Regions from separate parts of the Homo sapiens genome. Here region 2 is linked to region 1. Evidence: chromatin loops called from intact Hi-C (ENCODE). Cell type or tissue: natural killer cell. All regions are shown on one strand. Links, peaks and the distances in the headings refer to the core of each region. The heading gives the core; the rest is flanking DNA.

Region 1 (7,573 bases), core at 1,505-6,504:
TTTGACTATAAGGTACTATCTCAGGACCTGCTGTGGTGTTGTGTAATCCACAAGGCACACGCTGCATTGCTTTTTATAATCCAAGTGCAGAAGCCCAGAACACTTCAGGCCCCAAGAGTCCCTGGTGAGGGCCATGGCCTCCTACCCTGCTCCTCTGGCAGACGCCACATATGACCCTCCACTCCATCCCATCCTTCCTGGCTCCTATGGGAACACTTCCTCGTTAGGGGTGAACAGAGCAAGTGCATTGATTTTCACCTGCCCAGGCGAGCATCTCACATGCGCTCTATCTACACCTTGAGCTCCCAGCAGCCTCATCGGCAAACAAACTACCCCGGGACAGATTCCCCAAGAAACACTTGCGTCATTGCCATACACAGATTTTGAAAGGGTTGATGAGGACCGTCTGGACCCTGCACAAAGGGCAGGGTCATCTTTCAACCTTTCACTCCTGAGACTTCAACCCCACGACTCGTTGCATGTGGATGGAAGAGGAATGTGACCGCCCTGGGGCTCTGTGGTCACAGTGTAAGACTGAGGGTCTCTTAGCTTCCCAGGACCATGGGAAGCTATGACACTTTCTAGTAGCCTGAATATTGCTTGCTGACACCACTAGTTAATAGATGTTCAATCCATTCGTCATTCCATCCTGGAACATGTCTGTGTGTGAGGTACTCAAAACTGTACATTCAGTTGTAAACAGCACTGACAGAGAAATACACATGCTGTGGGAACTCCTGCCATGCTGCTACTCAATCACCGGCTGCACACTAGGGGAGCCGGGCAGGCTGGCATCACATGCCTGGGAATCTGCCCCAGACCTCGAGTCCTCCACCTCAAGAGAGGCTTGTGGGCTGCCCCCCTCCTCTGCTTCCTGACCCTTGTGCCTTCAGCACAACTTGGTGACTGGCAGCCTGGCAGCCTTACCTTCCCATCAGCACCCAGCTCCACACCTTCCAGACCAATGATCTCTTTCAAACTCACTGCACCAGTTGATTGTCTTCCTCCGTCCAACTTCAAGTCCCTGGGAGGACAAGTCAGAGGAAAAAAAAATGCTTTTGTGTGCACCTCAAAGAGCCATGAGGATGCTTACTCCATGAGACAACACAGTCACACCGATGAAAATGACCAGGTGAGCCCTGGTGATGGGACAGCCCGTTGTCCCTCTTCGGGCGCTTGCCAGTGATGCCTTGTTGCAACCACTTTGACATAAATGAAATCCAACTGAACAGAAAGCCTGAAGATGAAGCTGATGGTTTACAGACATCCCTCCCTCTTCCATGAGGCCCCTTATATTCCTAGAGACGGCCAATGAACATGAGGCCAGAGAGCATTCCCTGGGCATCGTGGGACCACAGTTTGCTGGGATCTAGCTGCTGGGTTCTTTCTTTCTTTGTTTTTTTGTTTTGTTCTGAGACGGAGTTTCACTCTTGTTGCCCAGGCTGCAATGCAATGGCACGATCTCGGCTGACTGCAACTTCTGCCTCCCAGGTTCAAGCGATTCTTCTGCCTCAGCCTCCTGAGTAGCTGGGATTACAGGCGCGCACCACCACGGCCGGCTAATTTTTTGTATTTTTAGTACAGACGGGGTTTCACTATGTTGGCCAGGCTGGTCTCAAACTCCTGACCTCAGGTGATCCACCCATCTCAGCCTCCCAAAGTGCTGGGATTACAGGCGTGAGCCACAGCAGCCAGCCTGGGTTCTTTCTAATGCTGCATGAGACCACCTCTCCTTGCTGCTCCCCTTTCTTAGGAGAAATGAATTCTTATCCTAAACACCTACTGGGTTTATTGTTGGTGATGAAAGAATTAATGCCACAGTAGTCACTTCTACCTTGACAGACCACCTAGAAAATGAATATCTTTTAATAGAGGAATAATCTCTAGTAATAACAAGTAATCATTCATTCATTCATTCAGGGATGAAGCCTTGCTCTGTTGCTCAGGATGGAGTACAGTGGTGTGATCATGGCTCACTGTAGCCTCAAACTCTTGGGCGCAAGCCATCCTCCCGTCTTGGCCTCCTAAAGTGCTGGGATTACAGGTGTGAGCTACCATGCCTGGCCAAACAAGCATTTATTTAGCACTTTACTATTTCCAAAGACTCACACATCATTTCTTTGGTTCTTTAAGATGACCCTATGAGAAAGGTACTACTATTTTGATCCAATTTACAGAGGAGGAAACTGAGGCCCTTGGGAGATTGCCAAGGTCACCAGGACGGTAGGTTGGAGAGTTCATCCAATGTCATTTCTAGTACATCACATTGCCGTGGAGATGCAAGATGGACCTATGCTCAGGTGTAACTGCTCACACCTCAAAGGACCACACCCTTCCCCTACGGTAATTTTTAAAATTTGCCACATATCAGAATTGTACGGGGATCTCTGACAAACTGTTATCTGGCTCCCACCCCCAGGCAGTTGGCATGGGCTGTGACCTGGACACCAGGAGTTTTAAACACTCCCCAGGCGATTCTAAACTGCAGCCATGTTTGGGAATGACCAGGTCTTCATGTTCTGACATCCAGTGCCTGTTAGTCAAAGGCACCTCAGACCCACAGCATACTTGCTGTGTGGCCTGGATGGAGGGACCATATTCAGGGGTCATCTCCTACAACCTATGCAAGAACGAATATAAGGCAGGGGCAAATTGCTCCCAGCCAAAGACAAAGTCATCAGGTAAGAAGAGAGGAGGGAGCCAAGCGAGTGGTGAGAAGAGAAGGGAAAAAAGCTATCCTCCAATATAGAAAAAAAAACAGGGATGCTCTGATTCTGTTGAGCCATCATCCTAGTCTCTGGGCATTACATGAATGAGCCGGCTCCCTTATCCTACCCATAATGTGGAGTCTAATTAACAGAAATGCCCAAGACCTTCTGTGCCCAGTAAGTGCTGCATTTCCACAGCAGGCTTCCTGGGAGGCCATGGTAGTGCCACCCTCAAAACATCTCTGGAGTCCCGTTCAGAATCGACACCAAAGTCATGCAGAAGAAAGCCAACAACCAACTCTGTTCACACCCACAAGACCGTCTGCCCTACTGCTGCAGCTGCTATGCAGGCACCCCAGGGCGATTCTCAAAAGGCTTCTTAAAGCAATTAAGGATGGAGATGATGAATGCACAGGGGCACTGGCATAGGGAAGTGCCTACAAAGCAAAAACGTGAACAAGGCAATGAAGCAAAAATACCTGCGGTGGGCAGGGAGGGAGGGGACTGACCACATGCAGAGCAGGACAAAAACAGCAGTGTCTTCCTTTTCATTCAAGGACCAGCAGCTCAGTTCCATGGGCTTCCTACTTTTCCAAAGCCAAAGCCAGCAAGCATGGTCTTCAAATTCCCAACTCCCAAATAATTTTCTCCTTGTTTCCATTTTGCCAGATGGAGAATGTTACTTAGGGCTGAAATTAAGAGAGAAGTAGGGAATATCTTTTTGGAGTGAGTAGGCCAAGGGAAATAAGGAGAATTCCAATAAGCCCATACTGAGAGGGTTCTCAGATGGAGAGCTGGCTGCAGGCAGGGGCAGTCTCAGTCCATTTTCATATCCTGTCTATACAACGTCTGATATGTAACGAACTATTTACTGAGCTGAGCTAGTGTGGCTCTTTGCTGTCTCGCCGGTACTGGTACATGCAGATGGCATGAAACTTGGGTGATTTTCCACTGTGCCCCTTTTCATCTGTCTTCAATTTGCTCACAGGCTCACTGCTTCCCCGGGGCAGCCTTGTCCTGGCCAGCTGTCTGCCTGCCGCCAAATGTGCACATCACACATCACAGTTAACAGAACCAAACCAGTCGCGCCTCTTCCACACTCCCCTTCTTGGCATTTCCTCCAAAGGAAATGAAGCCCTAACAAAAAAAAAATATAGTCATGTGCTCGTATAAAGTCCAAGATTCTATTCCATGAGATAAAACCCAAACCCATTTAAAGAAACAGGGATTCTTAGAAACAGGGATTCCAGTGGATTGTCCAAGCGTCTCAGCGACACTTGGGACCACAAGAAAGACGGGCAAGGCTCCACCAACCCTACCCACAGAACTGGTCCCTCGAGAAATAACGTGACTCACTGCAGTCACCACTTCCCCCTGGCTTTCTACTTACGTCATTCTACTTTCTAAATTGCTAAGGCTAAGCCGAGTAAGAAAATAAGCAAGAATAGTGGGGCCACCCTCAACTGCTACTGGAGACACGTGAGGCTTGTTACAGACCAGTGCCACGCAACAGAACTTCCTGTGATGACGGAGATGGTCCTTATCTACCGTGTTCCATACGATGGTTACGTGTGGCAACTAAGTGCTTGAAATGTGAACAGTTGACTGAGAAACTGAATTTTTATTTAATTTTAATTAATTTAAATGTAAATTGCCACATGTGGCTAGTGACTACTAAGACCCAGTGCTTCCTTGGCAGGACTTTTGCTACCCTTATTTTATAAGTTCCTATGGCAAGATAATATAGTCATAGATACTCAGTGACATGGATTTGGTCTCCCAGTTTTCTTCCCAAGAGTGGCCTATTTTCTGCCTATTGCCTCTGGGGATGTTTAAATTACAGGCCACTGCAGAGGGAGCAGCAGTGCAAGATTCTCCTAAGTCGGAAGGGAAATGACCATGGGGTCCATGATCAAATGGGACCCATGCCTTGCACCATCAGCACCCCAAGAACAGGGCTCCCAGCCATGATAAAGATTCGTAATTCACATCTGGCACAGAGCAGCAGATCTTTTTGCCTGGAGGGGTCACGGGGCGGGTGTGACAGTTTTGGCAGTGCTAGGGCAACCAAAGGAACAACAACCAGCATGTGTTCCCCAAATCCTAGGCATTACAGTAGGTTCCAGGCCCTTCTTTGCACAATACTGGAGATGGGGAGGGAGGAATGCCCAGTGAAAAGTGAGTCTCAATTTCCCCTCAGCCTTGTAGAAGGGGGGTTTACAGTTCATATTAAGTAGATTTAAAAAGAAGAAATGAGGTATTTCTTGTACGCCAAAGCTAGTCACACTTCAAAACTTCGCTGATACAGTAATAAATATCATCTCAGCTCTAGAACACTGACAGCTTCGTGATGGCAGAGGGCAACTTTTCCACGCTTTTCCTCCCTCAGATTCAGGGAGAGGTTATCACTAACTTCAGGGCTACCATTTTGCTGGCCTGGAATTAAGAGCATACACGTACAGGCGTGGGCATAGTCAGCCGTCCACAGAAAACAAAACAGATCTCATTTCTAACAATGTCAGTTTCTTATAGGTTTTTTTTGTTTTTGTTTTGAGATGGAGTCTTGCTCTGTCACCCAGGCTGGAGTGCAGTGGTGCGATCTCAGCTCACTGCAAGCTCCGCCTCCTGGGTTCATGCCATTCTCCTGCCTCAGCCTCCCGAGTAGCTGGGACTACAGGCGCCTGCCGCCATGCCCGGCTAATTTTTTGTATTTTTAGTAGAGACAGGGTTTCACCATATTAGCCAGGATGGTCTCGATCTCCTGACCTTGTGATCCGCCCGCCTGGCCTCCCAAAGTGCTGGGATTACAGGTGTGAGCCACCGCGCCTGGCCCTTCTCATAGCTTTTTAATTTGTATATGTTAAGACTCTTGGGATCTAAAAAATACATCTTTCACAAAGAGGCTGACAAACTTTTCCGGGTTCATTCTTCTTAGGTAAGGGCTCTGATCAATGTTGCTGGAATCTTTCTGATATTAACATGAAACATGAAATTGCTGTTCTTTGGTCGTACTTGACCCCCATAAACAGCAGTTTCACATTGTGCCACATAGCTTAACAGCTCAGGCAACTGCTCAGTCTTTATGTGTGAGTGAAAAGCAGGCAAGACCCATGGTCTTTGCTGTCCCTCTCTTTTGGAAGCCTAGAACGTTGGAGTTGCATGCAGAAAGGAACTCTGAATGGTGGAGATTCGCTCCAAAAGAATCTTTTAAAAACTCCAGTGAGAAAGAATGAAGCAGAAGTCCCAGTGGAGTGTGATGAAATCTTGGTATTTTCTAAGATCATTGTTCTGAATTCTCATTAAAATGGTATATTAAAAATAGAAATATCTGTTTGGCTGAAATGCCAGCACTAACTCTCCAGCACCAGGAAATAGAGCTAGAGAATGTCGAACTGCAGCTGAAAGTAATTAAAAGCAAACTGAAGTTGAAGTTTTCACTTTCTTTGAAAGAGCCAGATTTTTCCCAGACACATCTAGTGTTCAAATACTAATTTATTTTTTAATAATTTTTGAGATGGAGTTTTACTCTTGTTGCCTAGGCTGGAGTGCAGTGGTGCGATCTCGGCTCACTGCAACCTCTGCCTCCCAGGTTCAAGCGATTCTCCTGCCTCAGCCTCCCGAGTAGCTGGGATTACAGGCGCCTGCCACCACACCCGGGTAATTTTTGTATTTTTAGTAGAGATGGGGTTTCACCACGTTGGCCAGGTGGTCTTGAACCCCTGAACTCAGTTGATCCGCCCTCCTCAGCCTCCTAAAGTGCTGGGGTTGCAGCCGTGAGCCACCGTGCCTGGCCCTACTAATTTACTTATATTCCACTTCCTTTTAAAAATGGCATAGAGGCAAGTTCAAATACTACACATGAATATTGTCTAAAGTTGTGTATATTAGGTTAAAATGTTGCAGCTTTTACTCAGAGGTGAACACGGTTAGTCAGGTTATAGGAAGTGATCTCATTTCTACAGACACCCTAACTGAACTACTGGCAAGGAACTGTGGACGATGCAAGGTTGTCATTCCTTCTCTCTACAGTCCTGGGTAGCGCTGCAGCTTAGCCACATGTACCTAGAGGAGCTGCTTTCACATTCTGTGCAAGTTTGTGAACTTCTGCAGAGGCTGTAGGCAACAAGCACACTGAAAATCCAGCACAAAGATATATACTTTTTTTTTTTTTTTTTTTAAACAAAGGCTGACATTTAAAACTGGCCCACGGGGGTGGGGGAGTGGGAGTGACTGGAGGGGGTAAAAGGGAGGGACTCAGAAGATGGGGGTGGGGATTAAAACAGGAGGTAAAAGCACATTTGGGGAGACAGCCAAGCAGCAGTTATACCGTTAAGCAATGAGCAGAAAAACAGGCTGGTTCATTTTGGGAGTGTAAACTCATCCTTCATAGGATGGCACCAAAATTAATTTAATGTAGCTCTCCTTGAATGCCTGTAATTTCACTGTTAGAAACCCCTGGACCCCTGTCTTAGTTTTGGCTTCTTCAGCACAAAGCACACATGCACAGCTGTGGAGTCACCTGATCAAAGCAGGTGGCTAATCTAGCTATCTTGGGGCCAAAGGGGAATACCTAGGTCATTATTAATCATAAAACGGCCGACTCTGGACTTCATCTTTTGTAAAAGGCAAAATGATTTTTAGTTTCCTCTTCTGTGGCTCCCTGGCAGAGGCCCAGCCAGCTGCTCACTGAGCCATAATGCATGAAACAGATTCTGACAGGAAAACAAGATTCCCTATTAGATAACAAGAAGTTCAAGCTATGGCCCTTTCCTCAGGGAGCATGATCAATGAACTAATTAATATTACTCTCTTAAAAAAAGACAAGACTTAAATATCTAACACCTGGAAACTAGATGGAAAAAGTG
Region 2 (7,573 bases), core at 1,687-6,686, 160 kb after region 1:
TAGAACTGTGTTTTTCTTTTTTTTTTTTTTGAGACGGAGTCTCACCCTGTCACCCAGCCTGGAGTGCAGTGGTGTGATCTTGGCTCACTGCAAGCTCTGCCTCCTGGGTTCACGCCATTCTCCTGCCTCAGCCTCCCGAGTAGCTGGGACTACAGGCACCCACCACCACGCCCATCTAATTTTTGTAGTTTTTGTAGAGATGGGGTTTCACCATGTTAGCCAGGATGGTCTCAATCTCCTGACCTCGTGATCCACCTGTCTTGGCCTCCCAAAGTGCTGGGATTACAGGCGTGAGCCACTGCGCCTGGCCCATTTTGTATTTTTAGTAGAGACAGGGGTTTCTCCATGTTGGTCAGGCTGGTCTCGAACTCCTGACCTCAGGTGATCCACCTGCCTTGGCCTCCCAAAGTGCTGAGATTACAGGCATGAGCCAGCGCGCCCGGCCTAAGAATTAGAATTGTGGTTTTCTGATTTTCATTGGGTACATGTATAGAAGCTGCGAAGAAAACTTGACTTCGTTTTTCATTTTTGTAAGACACTGTCTCTAACATTTATCCATGCGAGGAACTCTCCCCAGCCTGGAGCTGCAGCCCAGAAACGGCACCCCTGTGTGTGTAGCATGCGTAGAGGAGTTGGCTCCTCCAGGCTGTAGGTATCACCTGCCTCACCAGCCTTGAGTTTGTCTGGAAGGCTCAGTGCCCGTGCAAAATCCCTATCTAACACTACGGGACTGTATTGTTGTTATTTTGTTATGTTTGCAAAGCTGTCTTGCTTGACCCAGGTTTAAAAATGCAGTAGCGGCCAGGAGCGGTAGCTCATGCCTATAATCCCAGCACTTTGGGAGGCAAAGGCGGGCAGATCACGAGATCAGGAGATTGAGACCAGCCTGGGCAACATGGTGAAACCCCATCTGTACTAAAAATACAAAAACTAGCTGGATGTGGTGGCGCACGCCTGTAATCCCAGCTACTTGGGAGGCTGAGGCACGAGAATCGCTTGAACCCAGGAGGCAGAGGTTGCAGTGAGCTGAGATTGCGCCACTGCACTCCAGCCTGGCAACAGAGTGAGACTCTGTCTCAAAAAAAAAAAAAAAATGCAATAACTAGCTCGGTGTGATAGAGTTTGCCTGTAGTCCCAGCTATGGAGGCTGAGGTGGGGCATCACTTGAGCCTAGAAGTTTGATGCTGTAGTGTGCTACAACCATGACCCACCTGTGAATAGCCACCACACTCCAGCCTGGGCAACAGAGAGACCCTGTCTTTAAAAACCAAAAATAATAAAAATAAATGCAACAGTCACTTGAAATTTATCATGAATTGTATATTCTTTCTCATGTGTTTTAGTGGAAATCACTGTTGTCCATGTCATGCTGCTGAAACTCCACTTCATACATACAGTACATACATACATGTATTACAGAATAGCAGTCGTATTCCCAGAGCACTTTATAGTTTTTAAACTGATCTCATTTACATAACTTCCTCATTTGGTCCCTGGTGATCATCAGGATGAGTATTAGTAGTCCCATTTTACAGATGGGGAAATAAAAACTCAAAGGAGTTCATTGACATATAGGAGCACTTGGAAATCCTTCTATCTGCAAGGGCCTTTGGTTTACAATGTCTTATTTCTCTCCTCCACCACCCTCTATGAACTTATATCCAGATTTCTCAATGACACCTGTTGACTCTCATAAAAGTGTTCTTCCCTGGAATTAGGTTCTGGATGGTGGTCACCTTGTGTCAGTTCAGAGCAAAGTTCTGGAAGGTTCAGGGGAGGGCTTGTTTTTTCAGTGTTCCTCCGTGTGATGACTGCCTCCGGGTGTCCTGAGCTTCAGGGTCACTCTGCAGCTGAGACGCAGCACTGCCTGGCTCACAGGGCACTCCCAGTCTTGTTTTGACTGTACATCGATGTCGTCTCCTGCACTGCGCTATGTGGTTTCGGGATGCAGAGTTTCACAGAAGGCATATCAGGCTGTGAATACTCCACCCCCATCCCATCACAAAAACCAGTCCAAGGAAAACACCAAATGCTAATTGAAACTAAGACAACGGCACAAATATTTATGGGGGCAGAAATTCAAACAACACTAGCAAAAACAAAGAACACATTTCAAATTGGTATTAATTAAACAAAAAGAAACACTATGGTATCTAATGTAAATATTTTGTTATCAGATCTGATACCTTCAAATGATTATTACAACTAGGAGGATAAGATAATATAAAATATTTACTTAAAAAAATTAATTTTAGCCATTTGCCTTCATATTGGTCCATGCTGCCATGGAAAAGGCCTGGGATAGGAGTCAGAATAAATGCCAGAAGTAGCTATGTCATTCTGAGCATGTCACCTAACATTGTCCAACGTGGCTTTCAGTTTCCTCAACTGAGAAGAAAAGAAGAGATGAGAGGAGATAAGAAAACAAAAAGAAAGGTTGGGAAAGAGAGGTAGCTCAGCAAATGTATCATCCACAGGGGCTGAACTATGTGATCTCTGATGTACTGGTTTCTATTGGTTCAGAGTGTGGACTCAAGCCAGGGTGCCCAGGTTCAAATCCTAGCTCCCTCATCTACTGGCTGTGTGACCTTGACATATTTCTTCACTTCTCTGCACCTTCATTTCCTTATTTGGGAAACCCAGCCTCACTGAGTTGTGAGCATTAAATTATTAAATATACAAATATATACGTACTGAATAGTTCCTAGCACATGGTAAGTACCTGGGAAATGTTAGGTCTTAGGGTTTTTTTTTTTTTCTGAGACAGAATTTTGCTCTGTTGCCCAGGCTGGAGTGCAGTGGTACGATCTCAGCTCACTGCAACCTCCGCTTCCTGGGTTCAAGTGATCCTCCCACCTCAGCCCCCAACCCGTCTCCCTCAGTAGCTGGGTCTACAGGTGTGCACCACCTCACCCGGCTCAGTTTTCTATTTTTGTAGAGGCAAGGTTTCAGCATGTTGCCCAGGCTGGTCTCAAACACCTGAGCTCAAGCCATCCTCCCACCTCAGCCCCCGAAAGTGCTGGAATTACAGGCGTGAACCACTGCATCTGGCTAGGTCTTAGTATTATTATTAGATAATCTTACTTGGAGGATAAAATAATGTACATTGGAGGAAAAAAAAAGTGTAGAGGACTTCTCTAAGGATTCTGTGTTTTGCCCAGAGTATAAATAGCAGAAAGGAAGGAAACTAATATTTATTAGGTACCTACTTTACGTGTGTGTATGTGTGTGTGTGTGTGTGCGTGTGTTGTGTCTGTGTATAGTATATTTTGAGTCAGGATCTCGCCCTGTTTCCCAGGATGGAGTGCAGTGGTCTGATCATAGCTCACTGCAGGATTGAACTCCTGAACTCAAATGATCCTCCTGCCTTGGCCTCCTGAGTAGCTAGGACTACAGGCATGTGCCATTATGCCTGTCTAATTTTTAATTTTTAAAAATTTCCATAGAGACAGAGTCTTGCCATGTTGCCCAAGTTGGTCTCAAACTCCTGGCCTCAAGAGATCCGCCTGCCTTGGCCTCCCCAAAGTACCTATTATATTTGAAGCTACTATATTCCCATTGACTAGATGAAGGTGGCACAAATGAGGACTGAAAAAATATCTTCTCCGGGAATGAATCCTGTGAAATAAGTATTTTTCTTTCCTTTTCAAGAGAGGAGTCTGAAGATCAGAAAGGCTAAGTAACTTGCTTGAGGTCACATAGCTAGCAATGGCTGAGGGGGGATTTGAACCCCAGTCTCCATGGCTCTGAAGCCCATGCTGCTTCCCTTATGACATACTTTCCAGGAGATTTTGGCCAGGAAGGGCATATTCGTGTGTCCTGCCCAGACTGAGACGGGGCTTTGGCTTGGTGACGGTTGCTTCAGCAGAGCACGACCAGGGTGCTGGTAATTTCACCACACGCTGCCTTCATCCCAGCCGCTGTCGTCTCCTCTCTTCCAGCTGCTACCACCATCCAACCACCCCCTCTCCCTTCCGCGAATATGATCAGTGTCAGGCCAGGATGGGTTTCATATGAGGTTATGTTTCATATGTAAAGTAGTGGACAGATAGCTGATCCTCAGCTGGTATATAAAGTAGGTATTCAATATGTTTGCTTTTCCTTCCTAGCCAAGAAGACACACCATTGCCCCTCCCTCTGTGCTCCTGTCCCGTCTCTTTTGCTCCTTTAACCTCTACAGCAGTGATGCCTGCTTTAGGCCAAAAAACCCAGGTGACTTGGACATTCACGTTCAAGGCACTTCTTTTGCTAGTCACTGTATCAATTATTAAGAATACACAGGTAAATAAAGCATGGCCCCTGCTCTTGGGGAATTCACACATAACTGGGGAGAAATGTCTAAAAATGGTTAAGGCTCATTTTTGCAGGTGCATGCAGAAAGCCAGGAATGGTGGTAGGGGAGGTAATGACTCTGTCTGCCAGAGGACTGGCGAAATCCCACTAGACAATGTGATTTCCCACCTAGAGAAGAGTTCAAGGGGTGAGAGGAAGGGCAAAATAAAGACAACCACATATGTAAAGGCCCAGAGTCATGAAAGACTACAAGACATCCAGGAAGTGGTGAGAAACCACGTGTGTGTGTAGCAAACGGTGCCTGGGGAGGATGTGGGCTGACTGGGAGGGGTCTTGTGTGCAGCTTCAGAGCCTGCAATGTGCCCAGAGGCAGGGAGCCAGAGAGACTGGATGGAGGTGGAATTGATATGTAAGAAGCTCACTCTGGGCCAGGAGAGGTGGCTTATGCCTGTAATCCCAGCATTTTGGGTGGGCGAGGCCGGTGGATCACCTGAGGTCAGGAGTTCCAGACCAGCCTGACCAACATGATGAAACCCTGTCTCTACTAAAAATACAAAAATTAGCCGGGTGCGGTGGGGGGCACCTGTAATCCCAGCTGTTGGGGGCTGAGGCAGGAGAACTGCTTGAACCTGGGAGGTAGAGGTTGCAGTGAGCCAACATTGTGCCACTGCACTCCAGCCTGGGCAAAAGAGCAAGACTCTGTCTCAAAAAAAAAAAAAAAAAAAAGGAAGCTCACTTTGGCAGTACATATGTTTTGAGAATGCTGTGGTGTGGGGATAGATTTGTGGAGGAAAAGCAGTCAGGAGGCTGTCTTCCTAATTCATCTGTGGACTCCAGGGTCTCCTCTATGGTAGGTGGTGGAAGGGACAACTGAAGTGCAATGGTTGAGGTGGCATCACCAGGATTTCGTGACTGGTGGGATGTGAAAACTCAGGGAGGGGAGGCATCAAGGGTCATACGCATGATTCTCCTTGGGAGACTGAGCTGTGGGAACCATTTAACGGAGGCAAGAACACAGGAGGAGTGTCACCGACCGCAGGTTCTTGGGCCCCCATGCAACAGAAGTTGACACAAGGCCAAGCAAGTTCCCCAGACAAGACTTTATTCCAGGTTTATATTTGAACACAAGGGATACAGCACTGGAGGGAGAGTTCTCTGGCTGGCTCCCCAGGGTATGTCTGGTGTTTCTAGGAAGGTTGACAGGCATCTACATGAGCTATGTGAGTGTCGTGACATGTGCAGAGTGGAGCGCAGGGCGCACAGGTGCAGTGAGCAAGCAGGTTAGTACCCGCACCGCAGGATCACAAAATGGCAGCAAAGTCCCTTCCCGGGTGGGGATTTTAGTATTATGATGAGGCAAGGGGTAAAGGTTGGTCATTCGTCTGGTCTTGTGCACATGCGGTCGATAGGGTTAACTCCCGTGAGTAAGATTGACTGTGGGATGCTGTTTATCTTCGTTCCTTCAAGGTTTTGCAGTCAGTGGGGATGGCACCAATGATAGGAGGTGATATAAGATCTGGTAATAGGAGGGTATAGAAAAAAGTGTGTTAGAGGTGGGGGCTGAGTCCTGTCCCTACTCTGTCTCCTTAGTGGGGACAGAGGCCAAGTTCCTCCCTACTCAGGAGGACAACTTTGGCCAGGGGCATAACAAAATGAGGCTTTGATAGGTTAAGTTTGAGGTGCTAGGTGACAGCAATACAAAAACATCCAGTCAGTGGGCCACAGAAAACACAGGGCTGGGGGCTGGGAGAGAAGTCGACCCACTGGCTTATGATAGTTCAAGAAATAGGAACTGATGAGCTTACAGTGGAGAAAATACTGTACCTTGGCAAATACAGTCATTTAAGGAGCAGGTAGAGGAGGAGTCAATGAAAGGGTTAGAGAAAAGACAGTCTAAGAAGAGGAAAGAAAAACCAGAGAATGAAGTGTCCCTGTGGACTGGCAAGTTACCGGAAGCAGGGTGAGACCCAGAGAGCCGACTACCCTGGAGAGGTCAGATAGAGTGAGAACTAAAGTAAGCTATCATCGTGTGAACCCCGAACATCTGAGACAGGTCTCAGTTAATTTAGAAAGTTTATTTTGCAGGGTTGAGGATCCAAGGTTGAAGACGCGGGCCCATGACGCAGCCTCAGGAAGTTCTGAAGACACGTGCTTAAGGTGGTCAGAGCACAGCTTGGCTTTTTTTTTTTTTTTTTTTTCTGAGACAGAGTCTTGCTCCATCACCCAGGCTGGAGTACAGTGGCACAATCCTAGCTCACTGCAACCTCTGCCTCCCGGGTTCAAGCAATTCTCCTGTCTTAGCCTGTCGAGTAGCTGGGACTACAGGTGCCTGCCACCACACCCGGCTAACTTTTGTATTTTTAGTAGAGACAGGGTTTCAACATGTAGGACAGGCTGGTCTCGAACTCCTGACCTCAGGTGATCTGCCCGCCTTGGCCTCCCAAGGTGCTGGGATTACAGGCGTGAGCCACCGTGCCGGGCCACTCGCTATAATTTCACGTTTCCTTTACCTTATGTAAAATGTAGAGCTACTGAGCAAGAGAGGAATGCATAATTGCCATTTACCCCCAACTCTCTTCACATGTAAAGTGTAGATTCACTGAGAGCTAGGCAGAGCCTCACAAGAATGTGACCACTTGCCTCATTGCCCAACCTCTTTTTCCCCCCCTTCTCCTTTTTTACCCTCTTCCCCCCCACCCCCTCCTTTCCCTCCTGCTTCCTCTTTCCCCTTTAGATACTGAAGTCCTCAAAACCCTCTGGAAAAAGCATGGGACACAGATTCTCCTGTGACTTGTATTTCTTTTTCCTGGGCGTATCCTCAACCTTGGCAAAATAAACTTCAAAATCAATTGAGATTTGCCTGTCACTTTTTGATTTATGTTGTGAAGGAAGACAAGCACATGGAAAAGCATGTTAGATATGATAAACGCTATGGTTAAAGGAAGGCAGGGCATGGGTCAGGGCGCAACCACCCCATGGGTTCTTCCTGCCCACTGCAGACAAAACCAATTCACGGAGACCATGGCGTTGCAATAAAGACAGAGTTTAATTGACATGAGGCCGGCCACACCACGTGGGAGATGAAGTTATTATTCAAATCAATCTCCCTGAAGATTTGGAGGCCAAGGTTTTTCAAGGATAGTTTGACAGGCCAGGGAATCTTATTCTAGGTGGGGCCACAGGACCCCTTGGTGGGTCTGGGTGGAGCCACTGGTCCTGAAAAGACATTTCAAAAGGCCAATTTTAAGTTTTAAAATAGTGATGTTACCTGCAGGAGTAA

What was found. Peaks named below come from ENCODE experiments on the same cell type or tissue, not always from the same donor. Only the 100,000 strongest peaks of a DNase experiment are listed, where the experiment ranks them.
Region 2: it touches region 1 in a loop (15-fold over the local background); 10 of 110 quality-filtered maps call a loop at or near these places.

The regions. Positions count from the first base shown.
Region 1 is chr18:23,228,059-23,235,631 of GRCh38, reverse strand. CABLES1 (Cdk5 and Abl enzyme substrate 1) reads right to left here. Exons shown (of 10, transcript NM_001100619.3): 5 at 928-1,024. Among named protein-coding and RNA genes, the nearest start is that of CABLES1, 96 kb to the right of the region's middle. RefSeq lists enhancers at 3,562-3,611, 3,732-3,891. In natural killer cell, for the core only: no CTCF peak of the experiment used is centred there; DNase peaks (open chromatin) are centred at 3,041, 3,721 and 4,141; H3K27ac peaks cover 1,934 bases.
Region 2 is chr18:23,068,532-23,076,104 of GRCh38, reverse strand. No RefSeq gene overlaps it. Among named protein-coding and RNA genes, the nearest start is that of CABLES1, 63 kb to the left of the region's middle. In natural killer cell, for the core only: no CTCF peak of the experiment used is centred there; DNase peaks (open chromatin) are centred at 4,594 and 6,424; H3K27ac peaks cover 1,560 bases.